Linked DNA regions of Homo sapiens: regions 1 and 2 are each linked to region 3. A link is a loop called in an ENCODE intact Hi-C map of the cell type or tissue named here. Cell type or tissue: Caco-2. All regions are shown on one strand.

The links. Peaks named below come from ENCODE experiments on the same cell type or tissue, not always from the same donor. Only the 100,000 strongest peaks of a DNase experiment are listed, where the experiment ranks them.
Region 1: a loop joins it to region 3, with 2.1 times the contacts of the local background. A loop is called at or near these places in 4 of 110 quality-filtered maps.
Region 2: a loop joins it to region 3, with 3 times the contacts of the local background. A loop is called at or near these places in 2 of 110 quality-filtered maps.

Annotation. Positions count from the first base shown.
Region 1 is chr18:49,655,528-49,663,527 of GRCh38, reverse strand. LOC105372112 (a long non-coding RNA gene) reads right to left here. Exons shown (of 5, transcript XR_007066363.1): 2 at 1,385-1,494. Among named protein-coding and RNA genes, the nearest start is that of LIPG, 97 kb to the right of the region's middle. RefSeq lists enhancers at 1-237, 3,982-4,591. In Caco-2, no CTCF peak of the experiment used is centred here; DNase peaks (open chromatin) are centred at 2,477 and 4,467.
Region 2 is chr18:49,764,248-49,772,247 of GRCh38, reverse strand. No RefSeq gene overlaps it. Among named protein-coding and RNA genes, the nearest start is that of ACAA2, 45 kb to the left of the region's middle. In Caco-2, a CTCF peak has its summit at 4,063 (motif pointing right); a DNase peak (open chromatin) is centred at 4,057.
Region 3 is chr18:49,592,846-49,600,845 of GRCh38, reverse strand. It overlaps LIPG (lipase G, endothelial type), which reads right to left. Exons shown (of 10, transcript NM_006033.4): 10 at 1,661-8,000. Among named protein-coding and RNA genes, the nearest start is that of LIPG, 35 kb to the right of the region's middle. In Caco-2, no CTCF peak of the experiment used is centred here; a DNase peak (open chromatin) is centred at 3,125.

The DNA.
Region 1 (8,000 bases), 63 kb before region 3:
ACCAGGCAGAAGCCTCAGGGGTTGTCCTCCATAAAAAAGTTAAAAGTAATCAGCAAAAACGAGAAGAAAAGAAGACACTTCCCACATCACCTTTCTCAGAAACTTCCAGTCATTCCCTAGGACCTAGGGCACTAAAGGCCTTTGAAATCTGCAGAACCTTTGACCTAGTAATTCTGCTTCTATAAATTTATTAAGAAATAATCCGAGGTACATGTAACTATGTATATACAAGAATGCCATCGAGCCTTCACATACCCTGAAAAATTTAAAATAATCAGATAACCATTAATAAAGAATTGATTAAGTACATTACAGTCTTCCCTCAGTATTCACAGAGAGATTTGTTCCAGGATCCCTGAGGATACCAAAATCTGGGATGCTCAAGTCCCTAATATAAAATGGCATAGTATTTGCATATAACCTACAAACATCCTCCCCTAGACTCTAAACCATCTCTAGATTGCTTATAATATCTAATACAATGTAAATGCTATGAAAATAATTGCTATACTATATTTTTAAATTTATATTATTTTTATTGTTGTATTGTTATTTTTACTTTTTCAAATACTTTTGATCCAAGTTTAGTTTAATTCTCAGATGCAGAACCCACAGACATGAAGGGCTGGCTATAAAGATGAATTACTGTGCGTCCATTAAAAATCAGGTTTCAAAAGATGGCTTCATGAACAAATGCTCATAACATATTAATGATATTTTTAAAACAAGTTATAAGGCACGTGTAACATATGACTACGACGACTGTGACCAAAAGTTACTGGAGGGAAATACATCAAAGGCATTGCATTCTCTAGGTGATACGCTGACTCATGATTCCTTTTGGATTTATTCTTTTCTATATTTTCCAACATTTCTATAATTAGCATGTATTACCTTGTAGAAAAAAGTAAAGGTGTAGTTATTTGTTGATTATCCATTTTAAAAGAGTTCTCTACGGCCTACAGGAACAATTTCAGCTCTTTACCTTGGCATGCAAGACCCTTCACAATGTGTCACGTTCCCCATCTCCTGCCCTCTCCCCTCCTCAGGCCATGCCCTTCCTGGCCCCTACACAGGTTGTCCCACATCCCCTCCCCAGCCTCTCTCACCTTCTTTTCTGCCTATTCAAATCCCAACAGCGTTTGCAGTCACACCTCCCCAGAGCACCTCCAGGCCTTACGTATTTGAACTGGACCAGAAACAAGCACCTGGGCTTGACTGGCTGTGTGGCTTCTTCAGGTGCTCTCAGAACATCAAGGGCAAAGAAAACCTCACTTTTGCTAGAAGCCCTCCCCTTGGGAGCTTACGGCAGCCTCCCACGTGCCTGCGCACGCTTTCCTTCCTCCTTACTGTCATGCTTGCATAAAGGGGAGTGAGTGCTCACCAGTGCAGGGAGGCCACTCCTGTTGCCACCAGACTGTCGACCAACATTGAGAATCCAAGTCAGCTCAATTCAATGGTCAAAATTTCAACATTTGGAAACCACTTCTGACCCTAAGGGCAAAGGAGAAAGATACAACCACTTCATTCATCCATTCATTTACCCCTTATCGTATTTATTCATCTTTTAGTTTAGTTATTCAATTGGATGATAATTTAAGCTGCAAATACTTGAGTATCTGCAAGCACATTCCCAGGTGTTGGGACTATTCAGATGTACCGGCAGTGTCTGCTGCCTTCATGAGACACTTGCTGCATGGCGGGAGGCAGGCAAATGCAACCACAGGGCAGTAAAAGGCAAGACCAGCCGGGCCCACTCCCAGCACACACACGTGCACAGGGACATGCAGGCACACAGACAGACATGCATTTCTAGAGCAGAGCATGGAGTTTGGCCCACAGCAAGCTAGATGGATGGGGTGGCAGGGCAGCAGTGAATTGTTTTTTCTCTCAACACTTCCAATACCAAATATATGGGAGCTTTTTCCCATCTCAGCCAATTCTCCAACTCTCTGACACCAAATGGGTATCCTAGAACTCAATTCAATTCTGCCACTAACTACTAGAGTTAGCATAGACCTTCCATGGTAAAGGCTCAGTCCTATAAACTCCCCACTTCACATGGGGACTCTTGAAAGTCTCAGGTTGCCGCATGTTCTTTGGACCCACTGGCTATAAATCAGGGGTACCCATGACCCCCTCCTCAGGTCTGAGAACTTGCTAGAACAGTTCACAGAACTCATTAAAACACCTCATTACATTTACTATTTATTATAAAGGAAACAACTCAACAACAGCCAAATGGAAGAGATGCACAGGGCAAGGTATGGGGGAAGCGCCATGGGGCTTCCATGCCCTCTCCAGGTACACGGCCCTCCCAGCAGCTCCATGTATTCACCAACCTGAAAGCTCTCTGAACCCCATCCTTTAGGGGGTTTATGGAAGTTTCTTTCTGCAGACATGATGGCGAAATCATTTGGTCTTTGGTGATTAAGTTTATCTCCAGCTTCTCTCCCCTCCCTGGAGGTCGGGGGGTGGGGCTGAAAGTTCCACCCTTTAATCATGCCTTGGTCCTCTGTCAACTGCCCTTCTTGAACTCTCTAGCTATCAGGAGTGGCCTCATTAGAACAAAAGACATCCTATCACCCAAGAAATTCCAAGGGATTTAGGAGCTGTGTGCCAGGAACTGGGTGGTGGGGGAGACCAATATTTTATTTTCATATCACAGGGGGGCTTTTAAATAAATGATTGCCTCTTGTTCAACCCCACACAAGAAAGGAGAGAAGACGTTTTATTTTTTGAGATGGAATTTCGTTTTGTCACCCAGGCTGGAGTGCAGTTGCATGATCTTGGCTCACTGCAACCTCCACCTCCCGGGTTCAAGCGACTCTCCTGCCTCAGCCTCCTGAGTAGCTGGAATTACAGGTGCACACCACCACACCTGGCTAATTTTTGTATTTTTAGTAGAGGTGGGGTTTCACCATATTGTTCAGGCTGGTCTCCAACTCCTGACCTCGTGATCTGCCCCCCTCAACCTCCCAAAGTTCTGGGATTACAGGCGTGAGCTACCAAGCCTGGCGAGAAGATATTTTAACATGGTAACAGTCATTAGGCTCAGAGCTTGTTTCTCAGCAGTGGAAAGTTCTGTATGGACATTTGTAAAGACACAGAAATAAAGGAAAGTAGTTCAGTGCAGCTGGAGCTCAGCCTCCAGGCTGGGTTTATGGGACAGGTAAGGCTGGAGGGGTAGGCAGGCCCAGGTCAAGAAGAATGTTTTACACCATACACGGGAGAACTTCATCCTGAGAACAATGATGTCCACTGAAAGGCTGACATGAGCCGATTTATCACTAAGAATGATGCCTCTGCCTAAAAGAAGAAAGGATGGGGAGAAAGAAGTAGAGGAAACGTAGGGGCAGTATGTTTTGTGGATGGTTGGAAGGTTGCCACAAAGAGAGGTGACGGCCTAGACTAGGGCAGTGCCTGAGGAAATGGTGAGACATAGAATAATTGGAAGCATATTTGCATAACTTGGTTTCTAACACCATTCTCAATAAAAGGAACCAAGGCTCCTTAGAAACATTAGGGGCATTCCTGCCTCCTGGGGCAGGAAATGAAGGAAATATGCACCAAAATGAGTCTGGTGCATCTTGTAGTGCCATAAAGGAAGTGCTACAAATACACACACACACACACACACACACACACACACACACACACACACACACTGATGGGAATACGGCCAAGGAGCATGGAAGCCAACTGAAAGAGCTTCCAATGACCAAAGCTGGAACAATTTGAACAACAAAATAAAGTAGGATTGGATTATAATGCAAAGTATAAAATAAATATCCAGGAATCCATGCTAATATAAATAAATGATTGCCAAGTTAATAAATGAGGGAGAAGAGATAAATTTCCTGTGCAGAAGAATTCCAAATAAATTATGTAGATTTCCCAGTCCTCATAATTCCCACTCCTTAAGTGTGAGCTACACATAGTGACTTCCTTCCAAACAATACAGAATGGAAAAGTGGAAAAACCCAGTAACTTTACAGTGGAGAAACCTGACAAATTCCACCTCCGCCAGGTGATCAAGGTTAACATCAACAGTGATAAATTGTGTCGTTAGTATGTGCCCTTGATAGCATGTGATGAAGCCTGTTCAAAGAGGTAAGATTTCATTCATTCATAACATTTAATGCATATAAGCTATTCATTCGTGTGAAAAACATTGGCAGCCTTTGTACCAGGCACCGGTCTAAATGCTGAGGATTCATCTACTGGAGGGAGACAGACAAGAAACAAGGAAATAGCACTGCAGGTATAAGTGTTGTGAAGAAAAGAAAAGCAGGATAGGAATGTCAGGAGGGTAGGGAAGTTATTTAAAAGGGGTAGGCTGTGAGGCCTCTCTGATAAGGAACATTAGAGCAGGAATCTTAAGGATTCACGGGTCAGCCTTGCAGTTGCTGAGGGAAGGACATCACAGGCAGAAACCTGCATGATTGCAACCTCCAGGATGCCCCCAGCAATCCCCACCTCCCATTATTTGCACCCTCGTGTGGCACCTCCAACTATGAATCAGGGTGGCTTTGTGTGACCGACCAAATGGATCAGGAGTGATGGTGTGTGACCTTGGAGGCTAAGTCATAAAAGGCATTACAGCTTTCACCTGGCTTCCTGGACACTTTTGCTCTGAGGAAATCCAACCTTCATGCCCTCAAGACATCCTAATGCAAACCCATGGAGAGCTCCACGTGCCTAGGAACTGGGGCTCTGGCCAACAGCCAGCACTAACTTGCCAGCCACATGAGGGGGTCCCCTCAGAAGTAAAGCCCCCTACTAGCCAAGCCTCAGATGACTTGGCTACTGCCAACATCTGTCTGCAACCTCATGAAAGGCCATAAGCCAGGACCACCCTGCCTAGCTGATCCTGAATTCCCATCCCACAGAAACCATGAGAGATCATAGATGATTCTTACTGTTTAAAGCCACTAAGTTTTGGGATGATCTGTTATGCAGCCTTAGATAACAGAAACCTCCAGCAGTTACAAAGACCCTAGGCAGTAGTATGCTTGTGGTATTCAGAGATCCATGGAGCAGGGCTAGGGGCCAGTGTGACTGGAGCCCAATGAGGGTACAGAATGGAAGGGGCCACAGTGAGGATAAGGGAGTGACTCAAACTGCAGAGGGTTTGAGCTGATCGGAGGAGCATGGTCAGATAGATAGACAGATATATATTATATATCTATATATAATACAGATAGATACCACTTATTTATTTGAGAGAGTCTCACTCTGTTGCCCAGGCTAAAGTGTGGTGGTGCAATTGAGGCTCACTGTAGCCTCAACCTCCCAGTTTCAAGCAATTCTCCTGCCTCATCCCCCAGAACAGCTGAGACTACAGATGTGTGCCACCACACTCAGCTAATTTTTATTTTACTTTTTGTAGAAATGAGGTCCCACTATGTTGCCCAGGCTGTTCTTGAACTCCTGGTCTCAAGTGATCTTCCCACCTTGGTCTCCCAAAGTGCCAGGATTACAGGCATGAGCTACTTACCGCACCAGTCTCGCTCGCTCTTGCTCTCATTCTCTCTCTCTCTATATATATATATATATATAAATATATATACAAATATATAATATATATAATATAAATTATATATATGTGTGTGTGTGTGTGTGTGTATTTAAATATATACTGGGCTCATGCTGGGATTACAGGCATGAGCCACTGCACCAGGCCATATATGTGTGTGTGTGTATTTAAATATATACTGAGCTCATGCTGGGATTACAGGCATGAGCCACTGCATCAGGCCGTGTGTGCGTGTGTGTGTGTGTGTGTGTGTGTATTTAGAGACAGGGTCTTGCTCTGTTGCCCAGACTGGAATGCAGTGGTGCAATCACAGCTCACTATAACCTCGAGCTCCTGGGCTCAAGTGATCCTCCCACCTCAGCCTACAGGTGTGCACCAGCTAATTTTTTTTTTAATTGTATAGACAGGGTCTTGCTATGCTGTCCTGGCCAGAGTACAGTAACTATTCACAGGCACGATTATGGGGCACTGCAGTCTTGAACTGCTGGGCTCAAGCGATCCTCCCTCCTCACTGTCCCAAAGCCCTGGGATTACAGGTGTGAGCCGCTGTGCCTGGCTATCCCATTTATGGTTTGACAGGATCCCTCCCCAGCAGCGCTGGGAATAGGCAGCAGCAGGGTGAGGATGGAAGCAGGAGGAGCAATCAGGATGCTTCCACGGTGTCCCAAGCAAGAGCTGATGGTGGTCTGCACCAGGATGGCAGAAACAGGCAGTGAGGTGGGGTATAAGAGAGTCAAGAAGGACTCCAAAGTGTTTGGCCTGAACACCTGTAAGAGTGGCGTTGCCGCTTACTGAAGGAAATGGTTAATTGGAAAAAACCAAAAGTTTGTTTTATGACTTGACTAAACAGGAGGAGAACAAAGATGATGCAAAAGGAGAAGTCAGGGACAGCATCTAGATTCCTGAAGGAGAAAGGGGTCTGCTTCTGGCCTTGGCAGAGGTGGCTTTTCCTCACAACTGTGTTCTTGATCCTTTGGAACATGGGACAACCATTGGGGTCCCTGAGGCTGCTATAGTCACATGTCTTCTTCCACTGGAGATACTTTCTTTACCTTGTGGTCTCTTCGTTTTGATGCCTCAGGTAACACAGGCCAGGACTGCCCTGGAAATGAGAAAACTGAAGGGTCAATGCCTCATCACAAGTGACAGCCATGATTGAGAACACAGGGCTGTCATATCTTCCATTTCATCGAGAGGGACTAGAAATTCAGATTTTTATGCAAAATCTTCCAGTCTTCAAATACTGTCATGCAATAGTGCAGTGGCATAATCATGGCTCACTGCAGCCTCAACTGCCCCAGCTCAAGTGATTCTTCCACCTCGGCCTCCCAAGTAGCTAGGACCACAGGTGGGCATCATCACACCCGGCTACTTTTTTTTTATTATTTGTAGAGACCAAGTCTTGCCATGTTGCCCAGGCTAGTCTTGAACTCCTGGGCTCAGCCTCCCAAAGTACTGGGGTTACAGGTGTGAGTCACCAATTCAATTTTGTTTAAAAAAATTATATAGACCACAAAACACAACAGTGGCCTGGAGGTGGCCTGAGGGCCGCCACTATGCAATCACAGCTTTAGATCATGAGCTTGTGTTCCTTTCTGACTCACTCTCCCTGCCTGTGAAGCGGCGTTGAATATCTCACACATCTGCTGGGAGGCAGAAGAATTAGACCGTGTGAGGGATTAGGCTTATCAACTTCAGGATCTACCGAAACAGAGTGGCGTTACTGCTGTGGGTTATTAAAGCCATCAAGCCTGCGGTGCAATATCCCTTCATGAATCTTTGTTGACACCGCCAACAGTGCAAGTCTCTACACTAGAGTGCAATTCAGTTACTCACATTACTCAGTTATTTAGCTGAAACTCACTTATTTATTTCCCACAGCACCTAACAGTGCCTGACTCACAATACATAATCTGAAAGTAGTTGCTGTAGGTGACGTTAGTCATTTATTCACTCATTAACTCCACTAGGATTTTTTTTCCTTTGGTACCAATTATGTGCCTACTGTTGCCCGGGGGCCACTATGGAAAATACCCAGCCTCAACCGCACCCAGGTGACCATCCAGGTGTGAAGAACACACGGACCCCTGAGCGCTCAGTGGAAAGAGGACTGTCACTGCCAAGGAAGTAAATCCAGCTGTCCAGGTTTGCCTGGAACTGAGGAGTGTCTCAGAATATGGGACTTCAAGTGCTGGAACCAGGACAGTCCAAAGTAAAGCAGGATTGCCGGTCACCCTGAGTAGAATAACTAATAGTCACAAACATAGACTCAAAATCAGACATCGCGCAGTCACCCCTTTCCCACTGTCCTGGCTGTGTGATCTTAGACAAGTTACTTAACCTGTCCAAGCCTTTGTTTTCTTAGTTATAAAATGAGAATCTATCTTGTGAAGTGCTTTGAAGGACTAAATGAGAAAATACTCACTGTAAACATTCAATAAATGGCAGCCACCATCATCGG
Region 2 (8,000 bases), 170 kb before region 3:
TACAAAAATCAATTCAAGATGGATTAAAGACTTACATGTTAGACCTAAAACCATAAAAACCCTAGAAGAAAACCTAGGCAATACCATTCAGGACATAGGCATGGGCAAGGACTTCATGTCTAAAACACCAAAAGCAATGGCAACAAAAGACAAAATTGACAAATGGGATCTAATTCAACTAAAGAGCTTCTGTACAGCAAAAGAAACTACCATCAGAGTGAACAGGCAACCTACAAAATGGGAGAAAATTTTTGCAACCTACTCATCTGACAAAGGGCTAATATCCAGAATCTACAATGAACTCAAACAAATTTACAAGAAAAAACAAACAACCCCATCAAAAAGTGGGCAAAGGACATGAACAGACACTTCTCAAAAGAAGACATTTATGCAGCCAAAAAACACATGAAAAAATGCTCATCATCACTGGCCATCAGAGAAATGCAAATCAAAACCACAATGAGATACCATCTCACACCAGTTAGAATGGCAATCATTAAAAAGTCAGGAAACAACAGGTGCTGGAGAGGATGTGGAGAAATAGGAACACTTTTACACTGCTGGTGGGACTGTAAACTAGTTCAACCATTGTGGAAGTCAGTGTGGCGATTCCTCAGGGATCTAGAACTAGAAATACCATTTGACCCAGCCATCCCATAACTGGGTATATACCCAAAGGACTATAAATCATGCTGCTATAAAGACACATGCATACGTATGTTTATTGCGGCACTATTCACAATAGCAAAGACTTGGAACCAACCCAAATGTCCAACAATGATAGCCTGGATTAAGAAAATGTGGCACATATACACCATGGAATACTATGCAGCCATTAAAAAATGATGAGTTCATGTCCTTTGTAGGGACATGGATGAAATTGGAAATCATCATTCTCAGTAAACTATCAGAAGAACAAAAAACCAAACACCGCATATTCTCACTCATAGGTGGGAATTGAACAATGAGACCACATGGACACAGGAAGGGGAACATCACACTCTGGGGACTGTTGTGGGGTTGGGGGAGTGGGGAGGGATAGCATTGGGAGATATACCTAATGCTAGATGACGGGTTAGTGGGTGCAGCGCACCAGCGTGGCACATGTATACATATGTAACTAACCTGCACAATGTGCACCTGTACCCTAAAACTTAAAGTATAATAAAAGAAAAAAAAAGTCATATACAAAAAAGATACTTGCACACACGTTTATAGCAGCACAATTTACAATTGCAAAAATATGGAACTAGCCCAAATGCCCATCAATCAATGAGTGGATAAAGAAAATGTTGTATAGCTGGGCGTGGTGGCCCACATCTGTAATCCCAGCACTTTGGGAGGCCGAGGCAGGTAGATCACCTGAGGTCAGGAGCTCGAGACCAGGCTGGCCAACATGGCGAAACCCCATCTCTACTAAAAGTACAAAAATTAGCCGGGCATGGTGGTGGGCGCCTGTAATCCCAGTTACTCGGGAAGCTAAGGCAGAATTGCTCGAACCAGGGAGGCAGAGGTTGCAGTGGGCCGAGATTGCGCCATTGTACTCCAGCCTTGGCAACAAGAGCAAAACTCTGTCTCAAACAAACAAACAAACAAAAAAAAAAAAACAAAAGAAAATGTGGTATATATACATACTATGAAATACTACTCAGCCATAAAAAGGAACAAAATAATGGCATTCACAGCAACCTGAATGGAATTAGAAACTATTATTCTAAGTGAAATAACTCAGAAATGGAAAACCAAACATCATAGGTTCTCACTCATAAGTGGGAGTTAAGCTATGAGGATGAGAAGGCATAAGAAGTGATACATTGGACTTTGAGGACTCTGGGGAAAAGGTGGGAGGGGGGTGAGGGATAAAAGACTACACATTGGATACAGTGTACACTGCTCAGCTGATGGGTGCACCAAAGTCTCAGAAATCACCACTAAAGAATTTACGTATGGAACCAAACACTACTTGCTCCCTAAAAAACCTATTGAAATAGGCTGGGCGCGGTGGCTCACACCTGTAATCCCAGCACTTTTGGAGGTCGAGGGCAGATCACTTGAGGTCCGGAGTTCAAGACCAGCCTGACCAACATGGAGAAACCCCATCTCTACTAAAAATACAAAATTAGCTGAGCGTGGTGGTGCATGCCTGTAATCCCAGCTACTCCGGAGGCTGAGGCAGGAGAATTGCTTGAACCCGGGAGGCAGAGGTTGCAGTGAGCCGAGATCGTGCCATTGCACTCCAGCCTGGGCAACAAGAGCAAAATTCCGTCTCAAAAAACAAACAAACAAACAAACAAACAAAAAAACCTATTGACCTATTGAAATAAAAAATAAAAAAAAGGAAAGTCACAAAAAATAATAAATTGCTCAAAATCGTACAGAAGTAGAGCAAGTAGCTGCTCACACAATTTCCTTTACCCTTGTCTGTCTCTATAGATTATCATGGAGTGTGTGTATGTCTGCACATACACATGTGTGTACCTATGTGTTTTCAAAAGAGAAGGAGTGGAGAACTGGGGGAGATACCAAAGATATTGCCACCTGGCACTAAAGATCAATAGAAAGTGGGGTAACTATGGGAAATTTACTTCTGACCCAGCTACATGCTATAGAGAGAGTTAGGAAATAAAGCCAAATGCATCAGAGGTTTCCCCTAGGATGACCAGTTAATTTATCATCCAAACTAGGTCAGTCTTGAAAAGTGAAAGAGGACATTATTAATAATTACCCTGGGACAAAAGGTGTAAACTGGGACTGTCCTAGGCAAACTGGGACCTAGAGGACTCTAATAACCAAAGTGCATTGCAGTAACTCCACCTCAAGTTCAAGAAAGCTGAGCAAATATATTAAGTATGGATTGTTGGGTATGAAGATGATAAAGTAGTTGGTCAGAGTGGGATTCACTGAGTCCTTGACATTTGAGCAAATGCTTGAAGGAGGTGAAAGGTGGCCACACAGGTGTCTGGGAGAAGATCAGGGGAAACCAGTGCCCAAGCTGAGGCAGGAGCATGCCAGGTGTGTTCAGGGAACAGCAGTCAGTGCAGCTGGAGCAGAGTGAGTGGGGTGCATGTTATGCAGAGCCTTGTAAGTCATTAAGAGGGACTTTGGCATTTATTCTGAGTACAACCAGGAGCTACTGCAGGCTTTTGAGTAGAGAAAAGACATCATCTGACTTGCATTTCTATCGATATGTTCTACTGAAATGAACTTCAGAGGGACAAAGTTGGAGGCAAGGAGGTCAATTAGGATGCTATTGCAGTCATCCAGGCTAAGGAATAATGGTACCTCAGATCTGGGAGTCTACAGTGGGGGTGGTGAGAGGTTGTCAGATTCTGGATATATTTTGAAACAGTCTTGAGATTTTCTAATGGGTTGATTGGCTGTGAGTTGGCAGAGAGAAGTCAAGGATGATTCCTGGGCCTTTTCTCTCAGCCACTAAGATAGAGAAAGCTGCAGGCAGAACAGGTTTTGAGGGGAGTTCAGACATTCAGATGGAGATGCCAAGCAGGCCCTTAGGTGAAGGAGTCTGGAGTCTGAAAGCATTTGGGATGGGGATATAGACTTGAGAGCCATCAGCTTATAAATAGGACTTGGTCAAGAATGGGTGGCCTCCATCCTAGATGGATATAAATAAGAAATAAATATCAATTTTTCTTCTTATAACATTCCTAGGTTTTCATTTTTATGACTTTAAGAAAAATATGAATGACAAAAATAAAACATAAAATCAAATATATCTGTATTGCCCTTTGGGGGACACCATCTCTTGCTCACTTTACACAGTAAGTGCCATTTCCTTCACCTCCATGGAAAACATTTCGTAAATTACTAAGTTGAATAACTTAAAATATAGGACGGGAACATACATTTTAAAGGAATGCCTTTGTAAATGAGAAATTGTTTTTATAAAGTGATTGATGACTTTTCTTTCCCATTCTCTCTATTCTATTTTTTATTTTAAATTTTAAATGTGAGTACTAGAACTTCATTGACTGGGTGACTTGCAGTAGTCCAGCAATAAGCCCGGGCACACCTTGTACCCTAGGTGGCGCCTCAGGCTTGGGCTCCCTCGGTCACCTTCTCATCAGCATCTCAAAGAAGCATCTCAGCGAAATTGGCCTAACTCCTTCCCTTTCACTTCCTGGGACTTGAGGAAGAGAGAGAAGGAGCCAGGAGTAAAGAAACCTACGGTAGCAGGTGGGACGCAAATGCCCCACCTCCTGGCCACTGCCCCAGTACTGTTGGCCAAAGTCACTGCCTTTTGTTTCTCGTCAGTGAAAATGTGCAGTCACAAAGCCCCGAGAGCTGGGGAGTTCGTGTAACACAGCCCCTGAGCCAGTAACAGACCACAGGCCCTCCCTGAGGTGCTGAGCACCAGGGCAAGTGAGGACATGGAGGGACACAGCGGGGAGCATGGTCTGGAGCAGCAGAGAAGATGGGGTGACAATCATGGCACTCCCCACGCTTCTCTCCTGGAGCCCCTGGAGCCAGGGTGGCTCCGCTTCCTCACCCTGTCCCCTGTACTTGAGAGTCCACAGCTGCCCCCAGCTGCTCTCATGCAACAGAGCAGGGCTGCAGGAGCTGTCTGTCTATCCCTCCTCAATTTCTATGACATCAGCTGATACAGCTGTCACCAGAGAGGTCTGGGGGGGATGGGGAGCAGCAAAAAGACAAGCATGGGGAGATGTGTGTCCTGTGCCCTTGTCTTCCTTCCCCACTGAACTGTCCAGCTACCAGGACAGGAGCCATGCTGCAGACTCCACTCACACAGTCTAGTGCCTCTGGTATGAGTGCCTCAGCAAAGAAAAAAGCATCTGATAGATGCAAAACCTTCCAGGAGCACAGCCACCATGGAACGCAAGTCCCCACCTGTCTGTGCTGCCGTGTCTACTCTCCGCAAAATCCACCAGTTCCAATAAGTGAGAGCAAAGGAAGTCATGAGATAAGCTCCCCCAGAGCCAAGCCCTGGACCAGTCTCAGCACAGCCGGGATGTAGACACATTTCAGAAGCTTGGACCTTCTGGAATGTTGTAGAAACAAGGGGCATTGGCAGAAGTAAAATGCAGAATTGGATCTTAAACATGAAGTTCCTTGGGAGCCTTTTGAGTAATACAAGATCAAATTAGAAACCCCACAATGAAGTAACATGCTGATACCAAGAGCAAGCTATTCTAGCTACACATACACACACACACACGTATTCCTCAGACTACATTTCTAGATTGCAAAGAAAAGCTACATCCCCATGAGCTGAGGCCCACAGTGCAGACGAGATGGAACTCATTCCATGTTGGCCTGTAGGTTTATACCTGGTGTGACCATGAGCCTAGTGCTGGGACCCTACTCAGACCATCAACCAGGGCTCTAGGCCTGCGTCTTCCAGGGAGAACTAGCAGCACCCCCAGCCTTGCTGTCTCCCAATTCTATGCATCAGGTCATTACCCAGGCTGCTTTCTGGTCCCCACATGTAGCTCAGAGCCCTGAGATCACACGGATCTGCCCAGCCCTGGGAGGAGGCAGTCTGCCCACTGGAGACATTCCATTCCATTCCATACACTTCAATATGTTCATTATAGACGTGAGCTCCAAGAGGGTCTGGAACCCCCAGACTGTTGTTCTTACTGCACATGGTAAGTGGAGAAAACAAAATATCCACTGAAAAGACAATGGCTGAGACAAGACCATGTTATGAAGGATACATTTGTGTTTAGTCCCTTTGAACATTCTAATAGGCAGTTTTAGAACAAATAGGAGGAAGTCCTCTTTACATGGGTGCAAAGTAACTTCAGCAACTTGTTTTCACCAAGCAATAGTACAAGGTGAAAACAGAAATATTCTTAAGACCAAAAACATTTAAACATTTCTCAGTGTAATGAGGGGGGAAAAAAAAGCACTTTCAGCTGTAGTACATGACTTTATACCTATGTTTAAAAATGCACATACAGTTAACAACACTGTATTATATACTTGAAATTTTTGTTAAGAGGGTAGATTTCATGTTAGCTTTCTTACCACATTAAGAGGCATAGGGTGTGGCACCCAAGCACAGTGGCTCATGCCTGTAATCCCAGCACTTTGGGAGGTCAAGGTGGGAGGATCCCTTGAGGCCAGGGGTTCAAGACCAGCCTGGGAAACATATGGAGGCCCCCTCTCTTATTAAAAAAAAAAAAAAAAAAAGCAGATGGGGTGGGGTGGCACAAGCTGGGTGCAGGGGCATATGCCATTATTCCCAGCTACCTAGAAGGCTGAGGCCAAAGGATCGCTCTCAGTAACATAGTGAGACCCCCATCTCTAAAAATAAATAAATTTTAAGTTGGCTGGGAATATGGCTCATGTCTGTAATCCCAGCACTTTAGGAGGCCGAGGCGGGCAGATCTCCTGAGGTTGGGAGTTTGAGACCAGCCTGACCAACATGGAGAAACCCCGTCTCTACTACAAATATAAAAAATTAGCCAGGTGTGGTGGCACATGCCTGTAATCCTAGCTACTCGGGAGGCTGAGGCAGCAGAATTGGTTGAACCCAGGAGGCAGAGGTTGTGGTGATCTGAGATCATGCCATTGCACTCCAGCCTGGGCAACAAGAACAAAAACTGTCTCAAAAAAAAAAAAAAAATTTAAAAGAGCGTAGCCATGAGGAAACTTTTGGAGATGATGGATATATTTATTACCTTGATTGAGGTGATAGTTTAACGGGTGTTTACATATGTCCAAACTCATCAAATTATTAATGCACATATTAAATATGTACTTTTTTGCATAACAATTACACCTCAATAAAGCTGTTACAAGAATTTAAAGTGTTCCCCAATTGCCCAACAGAAGTCACTGTAACCCTCTCTGGAAGAGCCTGACTTCAATTAAGCAAGACACATCCTGAGTTCAAAGACATTAAAAGAAAGAGCATCAGAGAATGGATGACCTGGGGTGGCTCTAATTTTATAAAGCATTAGAAAGCAATAAAATATACATAAAATGTGAGTTGCTTGAGTGTCCCTGAATATGTCTGACCCTCAGAAGTCCCTCAGGTCCTCCAGGACTATCTGTGTCCTTATCACACACAGCAGACAGCAGTGTAGTAGTGTGTAGTGTAGACAGCAGACAGCAGTCCCATCTGCTCCCTGTCTACACTGGAGTCAATGCAAGAAAGGGAATTCCTCTGTGTATTTCATTTCCGACAAGAGGCCAGCAGGGGTGAAAAAAAGCTGAGCGGGTGGGAGAAAGGAAGGGCATTGCTTCCATAGACATGGACTGAGGGCCACTGAACAGAGAGGGAAGGATGCAGAAACCAGCTGCCAGGGCCCTGGCTCAGGGGACATGTAGTGTGGCCTGTGGTACAGGCAGGTCACCATCGAGTCCATAGACGCAGCCCCCAAAACTTCCAAAAGGTGCTCCTTTGCCTCCTGCACAGGTCTGGGTCATGAAGGTTCCTTCCCTGAAGGGATCAAATCCTATCTGGAAACCCATGGAAAAAGCCCTGACATAATTAAAAGTGCAAGACTGTCGAGAACCAGACACTCTACGCTCTGTGAGTCAGAGAAGGGAGAAGTCAGGTCACCTGAGGAAGACTTTTGTTTGGTTGTTTGTGTCTTTTGCCTTTTTGTTTGTGAAGAGGTTTGCATAGAGGAGGTGGGCTCTGAAGGGCCTCAGAGGATTGAGAGCCCCTCCTGAAGCCCAAGGTTGTAAAATGTGTACCTCCTGGTGGGGATGCTGGGCCCAGGACTGTGGCTGTGGGCTCCTCCTGCACACATGCTGCAGGTGACGGGCTCATTCTGAGCCTCTCCCCACTCTTTCGGGATGTCTTCAGGTGGATGCCCCCAGGCTGCCCCATCTGCAGTGTGTAGACAGTGCAGGTCTCAGCAGCTGCCCCCTCCCCACTCCAGGCCCTGGTCCATGATGTGTCCCCTGCCCCCTAACTGGCTAAGTACCTGCCCTGGGAAGAAGCAGGAGATGAGGCAGAACCCTCCCAAACACACAGACCCAGTGATGGAAGGTCCAGTGCCCAC
Region 3 (8,000 bases):
ATTGTAAAGGTGAAATGAGGGAACATAGGTGAAAGGACTTTATAATACAATTAATGTATTCATCATTATTTTACAATTAAATTTACAAAAAATATATATAAGTATCTCTGCTCTATAAAGTGAAGCTCACTGACATGAGGAAGCCCAAGACTGCTTGTTTTAAAACTTTTTTAGAGACAGGGTCTTGCTATGTTGCTCAGGCTGGTCTTGAACTGCTGGGCTCATGCTATCCTTCTGCCTCAGCCTCCCAAGTAGCTGGGAGGGTAGTCATGAGCCACCACGCTTGGCCAGCCCAAGTCTTTTTTGAAGGCACTATTCTAACTTAAAAAGGGGGGGGCACATACCCTTGGGACAGAATAGGACAAGATTTATGTCAAGATGGAAGACGCAATGTTGGTTAATGTCTGTGGCAAAGGAGTAATTAGGAAACACATCTGTTAGATCTTGTTCGCCCACCCCTTGGTTCTGTTCACTTGGTTTCATCAACATCCACAGGTGAATAAAAATGTTTGAATACCATAACGTTCAATTTGATCGTACCTCTGGTACAATTTCCTCTGACTTCTCATCTCCCACCTCTGCCCCCATTGAACAGGAATTAAGAAAAGCTACAAAGTCGTCTTGTCTACCTTCCTCATCAGGGCTCCCCTCCAATGCTGTGATCCCCTATTCCCAGTGGGTGAGCCTCTGTTCAGCTTCCCTTGGCCCTATACAAAAAGTCTCCTTCTTTCCCGCTCTCTCCTCATTGTGTCATCCAGGTCCCTGCCACACTGAGAAGGCGGAAGCCTGCCAGGTACTTTCTCCCCCTCCCACTGTCAGCTGGATTCCCTCAGTGATGTGAGGTGTGAGAGGGAAAGCCCCTTGGACTAAGGCAAGTGACTTGGACTCTACACCATCTGGGGCCACTGACAAACTGCTTCTCTGTTTTTCCCATCTCTCATACCTGAGCCTCCCGGGCTGCCTGAAGATTGATAGTTACAATCTTTTAAGTCCTTGCATTATTTGCAAACTGATTAGGAAATAATCATCTGTCAGGTTGGATTCCCCAGGAACACTGTCTGAGATGGAGATTGCATGCAGAAGTTTATTGGGGTGAGTTCTCAGGACAAACACCTGGTTAGTGTGACCCACCTCCCCTAGCCCCTCCCCACCAACCAGGTGTTTGTCTTTGTGAACTTCTTACAGATGATACTAAAAGCAAAATCTCTAAAAGGACAAATGGATAAATTATATTTCATCAAAATGTAAAACTTCCACTCTTTAAAAGACACTAATGTGAGAATGAAATGACAAATAACGAACGGGGAGAAAGCATTTCCAAAGCATATGTCTGATAAAGAACTTAAGTCCAGAACTTATATCCATTACATAAAGAATGTCCAACACTCAATAAGAAAGCAAACAACCTCCCTCAAAATGGACAAAAGATTTGAACTGATACTTCACCAAAGAAAATATGTCAATGGCAAATAAATACATTAAAATATGCTCAGCATCATTAGTCATTAGGTAAATGCAAGTTAAAACACAATGAGGTACCATGATATATCTGTTAGCATGACTAAAATTGAAAAGACCGACGATATCAAATGTTGGAGAGAATATAGGACAACTGGAATTCTCATACATTGTTGGTGGCAATGTAATATGGTACAACCACTTTGGAAAACAGTTTGGCAGTTTATTTAAAAGTTAAACATATACATTCCATATGATCCAGCTATCCTACTCCCAAAAGAAATGAAAGTTCATGTCCATACAAGGATTCATATGCAAATGTTCATAGTAGCATTACTCTAATAACTCAAAACTGGAAACAACTTAAAGTTCATCAACAAGTAAACGGATAAACAAAATGTTATTTATCTATACAGTGGAATACTGCTTAGCAATAAAATGGAACAGATGACTGATCCATGCAAAGACGTGGATGAATCTCAAAATAATTATGCTGAGTACAAGAAGGCAGACACAAAAGAGAACATACTGTAGATACACTCCACTTATACAAAATTCTAGAAAATGCAACTAATCTACAAGGACAAAAAGCAGATCAGGGACAACCTGGGGAGAGGGCAGTGGGAAGAATTACAAAGGGGCACAAGAAAACTTCTGGTGGTGGTATGTTCACAATCTCGATGTGGTAATGCTTTCAGTTTCATGATGATTTCCTGTACCAAAATGTCAAATTATATGATTTACCTGTGTGCAGTTTATTGTGTGCCTGTTATAAGTCAATAAAAAGCTGTGAGAAGAAGAAGGAGAAGAGGAGAAGGAGAGGAGAAGGAGAAAGAAGCAGGGAGAAGGGGAAGGAAAGAGGAAGTCTACCTTGAAGGAGAGAGAGGCAGCATGGCCAGGCCTGATGGCTCATGCCTCTAATCCCAGCACTTTGGGAGGCCAAGTTGGGTGGATTGCTTGAGCCCAGGAGTTTGAGACCAACCTGAGCAACATGGCAAAACCCCATCTCTACAAAAAATTCAAAATGTAGCCAGGCATAGTGGAGTACACCTGTAGTCCCAGCTATTTGGGAGGCTGAAGTGGGAGGACTGCTTGAGCCCAGGAGGTCGAGGCTGCAGTGAGCAGTGATGGCGCCACCACACTCCAGCCTGGGCCACACAGTGATACCGTGTCTCCAAAAAAAATTAAAAAAGAGAGAGAGAGAGACAGCAGCCAGGGAAACAAACCCCAGGGTTGTGAAGCCACATTTCCTAGGACCTCTTTTTGGATGATATATATTCTTCAAAAAGAATCCTATATGGAATTTGGGGCAGCCTAAGCAGAAGGAAGAAGCTCTGTGTATCTAATAGAGGATACAGGATGAATAGTAAGACTGACATCTCTGGCAGGAAAATGAAAATGAATTATCTCCCTCACAATAAATAGTTGAGGCTTTGACTTCAAAACAAGCCCACTGAAGTTGCCTTGGGATAATAACCAGGGCAGAAGTAAAGATAATGTCATTTTAGCTTCTCCATTCCAGTGAGATAACCCTGCCTCTGTTCCTGGCCTCAGCCCTTTCTCATATGGCATCTGTCCATTGCCTCTGGCCATGAGCAATTCTTGTGAGTCCAAAACCATTTGCCTCTGGTGAAGGTATTAAACCACATAGCGTGCAGACTCGTCTGGGCTGAGATAATTAGCAAATGGCCCAGATAACTCTGCTCCCTGCTGCCCCAGCTGGCCTCTGGGCCTGAGCCCTCACCTGCTGAGACCTGTCCTAGCTTCCAGAGTCTTCTTGCAGCCCTTTCCCTCTGCACACACACACGCACCGGTATGATTTAAGGAAAGTCAAGGTTAAATGGTATGGATAACCACAAAGGTTTAGGAAAACAAATGACTTGAGCCCTGATTTATATTTGTTTGATTCTTATTCCTTTTATTTACATATTAGTCTTTTTTAGGAGAGGCCACCCCCAATCTATAGATAACCCACAGTTACAAAAGAGGGCACCGACACCTCTCTTCACCTCTCTATGGCAACCGTTGCTGCCATGGAAACCACTGGGCATACACGGGGAGGGACAAATACTGGTGTTTACTGAAAGGCTCTGTAAGTTCAGGAGGGAAGAAATGAAATCAACTGTGAAAATCAGGAATATTTTAGGGGCCTCGATTAGAAGAAAGATTCCCAAGCAGATCTAGCCTATGTGTAAGGTGGCTGCCCTGCTCCACTGTTTCTCTATCCCAACAGGAACCTTTCCTTTTGTTTCTTGGTTTTCGTTTGTTTGTTTGTTTCTGAGTTTGCTTGCTAGGGAGAGGAAAATTTCCTTTTGATTTGACCTACTGCCTCCATGCAAATCAAAGATTAATTTGGATTAACAAACGTCTTCTTTAAACAATGCAGACAACTCTGGACCAGGTAAAGGTCTACTAGCCATTGACAATGTGCATGACTTCAGTTCAGTTACAAGCTCCCAACAGATCCCTTGTGGAAGTCAGCTACACAGAATACCAGAGAGCTGGGGCTAAGAGAGTAGGAAGTCAAATGCATTTGGAAAATGGAGCACTTGAGGGATATGAGGGGGGGAAATACTTGGAGCTACATGACAATATGTCACAGGGGCCAGGAAAGGGGGCACCAGGGGACCAGGGCGGACAGAAAAGAAATGTGGATCTAATGGTCAGCAACAGAGGAACGGCTGACAAAAGGGTAATTGTCCACCTGCTGGATGGACATTTCTGTGGCCTTTTTTTTTTTTTTTTTTTTTTTGAGATAGAGATTTGCTCTTGTTGCCCAGGCTGGAGTGTAGTGCCGTGATCTAGGCTCACTGCAACTTCTGCCTTCTGGGTTCAAGTGATTTTCCTACCTCAGCCTCCCAAGTAGCTGGGATTACAGGTGCCCACCATCACACCTGGCTAACTTTTTGTATTTTTAGTAGAGACAGGGTTTCACCACATTGGCCAGGCTGGTCTCAAACTCCTGACCTCAGGTGATCCACCCACCTCGGCCTCCCAAAGTGCTGGGATTACAGGTGTGAGCCACCGCACCTGGCCCTAAGGAGTACATTTTATTAGCATTTTAGTTTATTTAATATTCATTGTTCTATTTAAATTTTCTTATTCTAATTGTGACGTTTTACATTTTTTCAGTTTTTATACAGGTTTTGAATTTATATTTCATAATATCTATTAGCATGATGACTTTCACATTTATACCTTTTATTCAGATGGAATTCATTTTTGTTTTGGGGGGGTTGATGGTTTTAACTTCTACTTTAGTTTCAGGGGTACGTATGCAGGTTTGTTATGTAGTTAAATGGTGTGTCACAGGAGTTTGCTGTACAGATTATTTCGTCACTCAGGTAATAAGCATAGTACCCAATAGGTATTTTGGAATTCATCTTTGTTGCGTGTTAAAATAGGAATCTAATTTTGTTTCTCTTTGTCAAATGAGCCTACTTTCTCATCATCCATCCATTCCTTTCCCAAAGACTAATAGGCCCCTTTTATCATACATAAAATTTCCGCATATATGTGGAAAGGATTTTATTTTATTCTATTCTATTTTATTTTATTTTGAGATGGAGTCTCACTCAGTTGCCTAGGCTGGAGTGCAGTGGCGTGATCTCAGCTCACTGCAAACTCCATCTCCCAGGTTCGAGCGATTCTTCTGCCTCAGCCTCCGGCGTAGCTGGGACTACAGGCACGTGCCACCACGCCCAGCTAATTTTTGTATTTTTAGCAGAGACGTGGTTTCACCATATTGGCCAGGCTGGTCTCGCACTCCTGACCTCGTGATCCTCCCATCTCAGCCTCCCAAAGTGCTGAGATTACAGGGGTGAGCCACCGTGCCCACCCAGGATTTTATTTTTGTCTCACACTGTCCTCTTATCAATTCAAATGTTTACAAAACACAAATACTTTCTTTTTTACCATGTACCTTTAACATTCACAACAACCCTGAGCAGTATTGTCTCTGTTTCTTAAATGAGCAGATAGAGACTCAGAAAGGCTGTATTTAGCCTAAAACTCACATAATGCTGGATGACACACCAAGAATTCTGATTCCAAACTAACTGCTCTTTTCCCAGATTACCTCCTGCCTGTTTAAGCACCTAGTTTCTTATATCTAATTTCATCTATTTATTTAAATATTCATTGAATACCCATGATGTTCCAGACACTATTCTAGCTTCTAAGATAACGGCAGAAAACAAGCCAGATAAAAATCTGTGCCATCAGAGAGCTTACATGGCAGAGGGCTCAGGGTAGCTCTGAACACAGAGGTGACACCTGAGAAATACCATATTTGATGACAAAGACTGTTCTAGTACCTACTTTGTATCCATCCTTCCAAGGGGTCTGGGGCTTCAGCTTGTTTGGAGAGTCAAAGGAAGTCCTGTGGAAGTTCCCCTGACTCTAACTAGTAACTGAACCCCCAAGCCAAAGAAGGCACTTGCAGTCATCCAGGCTATGACTCTTCCTTTGGGAAATTTCAACAATTTTCTTTACTATGCCAGAGACACCATTTTCTGCTTTCCTCTGACATCTGAACCAAGTTAAGAACTTATCTCTTATTGTCTAACCCAACTCCCTACAGCCATTATCAAGCCTGGTTTCAGAATGTCCTGGTAGAGATGGACAGTGGAGTTTCCACCATCACTAAAGCCCTTTATAAAGAGCTTCCTTGTCATTTAGAAATGTTTTCACACTTAAGACCAGAAATAAAGTCAAACTGATGTAATGCATTATACTTCATAGTCATAGATCAATTTAAGATTACTAAAAATTGACTACAGGATTTAATCATTTAAAGGGTACTCTGGTCTATCTCGCTGGCTTTAGCAGAGAAAAAACTAATTCCTGATAAACGGATGGCAAGATCCAATTTCCCTTTTAATAAATAGTAATTGGTAGGGGGAAAGGGGAAATAGGGACGGAATTGTTAAAAGATACAAAATTACAGCTAGTGGCTGGGCCCGGTGGCTCACACCGGTAATCCCGACAGTTTGGAAGGCTGAGGTAGGTGGATCACTTGAGGTCAGGAGTTCAAGACCAGCCTGGCCAACATGGTGAAACCTTGTCTCTACTAAAAATACAAAAATTAGCTGGGTGTGGTGGTGCATGCCTGTAATCCCAGCTACTTGGGAGGCTGAGGCAGGAGAATCACTTGAACCCAGGAGGCGGAGGTTGCAGTGGGCCAAGATCATGCCCCTGCACTCCAGCCTGGGCTACAGAGCAAGACTCCATCTCAAAAAAAAACAAAAAAACAAAAAACACCAAACGAAACAAACAAGATTACAGCTAGACAGGAGGAATAAATTCTAGTGTCCTATACCACTGAAGGGTAAAACTAGAGTTAATAAAATATGGTTTCAAGTAACTAGAAGGAGGATATTGAATGTTCCCAACACAAAGAAATGATACATGTTTGAAAGGATGGGTATGCTAATTATTCCAACATGATCACTATACCTTGTATGTATCGAAACATCACTATTTTCCCCACAAATATGTACAATTATTATATGTCAATTTTAAATAAATAGTAATTGGATCTTCAGCAGGGCCCATGGGCACCCTAAATAAAGACTGTATTTCCCAGCCTGTCATGTGACCATGGATTTATTTCTGGCCAATAGAATGTAAGCAACTTCTCAGTCATGTCTTTAAGAGGAGACTGTTCATCCCTTCCCTTTTCTGGCTTTCCATTGGCTGGTAGGGGACCCCTGGGCTGTGGGGATGCGAGGAATACCCCATGAATGGCACAGTGAAAAACTAAGAACCTGCAGCCCTCTTGGCCTGTAGAATAGAACCTTACTACCAGCTGGGACTTTAACCAATAGAGAAATCAGCTTCCCTCTGGTCTAAGTCACTGATATCTAGTTCCAATTCAACCAAACCTAATAATCTCACTAATGCTCCCCAGTGTCCAGCCATGCTCCCTGTTCTTCCTAACATCCACCTTCAGGCCTTCAAGCTGCTACAATTGAAATAATTTTTCTTCTCGTCTTCAGTGAAATGATGTTCTTGTTCTGGTTCTTTAGTGAATTGCTGTCCACTTCTGCTAACGATGAGTGTCAAATAAAGAATATGCCTTATATTAGAGTAACTTTTTGTCAGACTCTAGGTTGGGGCAGCTATATTCTTTCAAACTTTAAGAATTGGCCAGGCACGGTGGCTCACACCTATAATCTCAGAACTTTCAGAGGCTGAGGCAGGCGGATCACTTGAGGCCAGGAGTTCGAACCCAGCCTGACCAGCCTGGCCAACATGGCGAAACCCCATCTCTACTAAAAATACAAAAATTAGCCAGACATGGTGACGCATCTCTGTAATCCCAGCTACTCAGAAGGCTGAGGTGGGAGGACCACCTGAGCCCAGGAGGCAGAGGTTGTAGTGAGCCAAGATTGCCACTGCACTCCAGCCTGGGTGACAGAGAGAGGCTCTGTCTCAAAAAAAAAAAAAAAAAAAAAAAAAATTGAGTTGTCAGACCATTAAGAACTTTATAATTTTTTATTATTTTACTATTTAAAAATTTTAATCTTGAAATTGGTTAA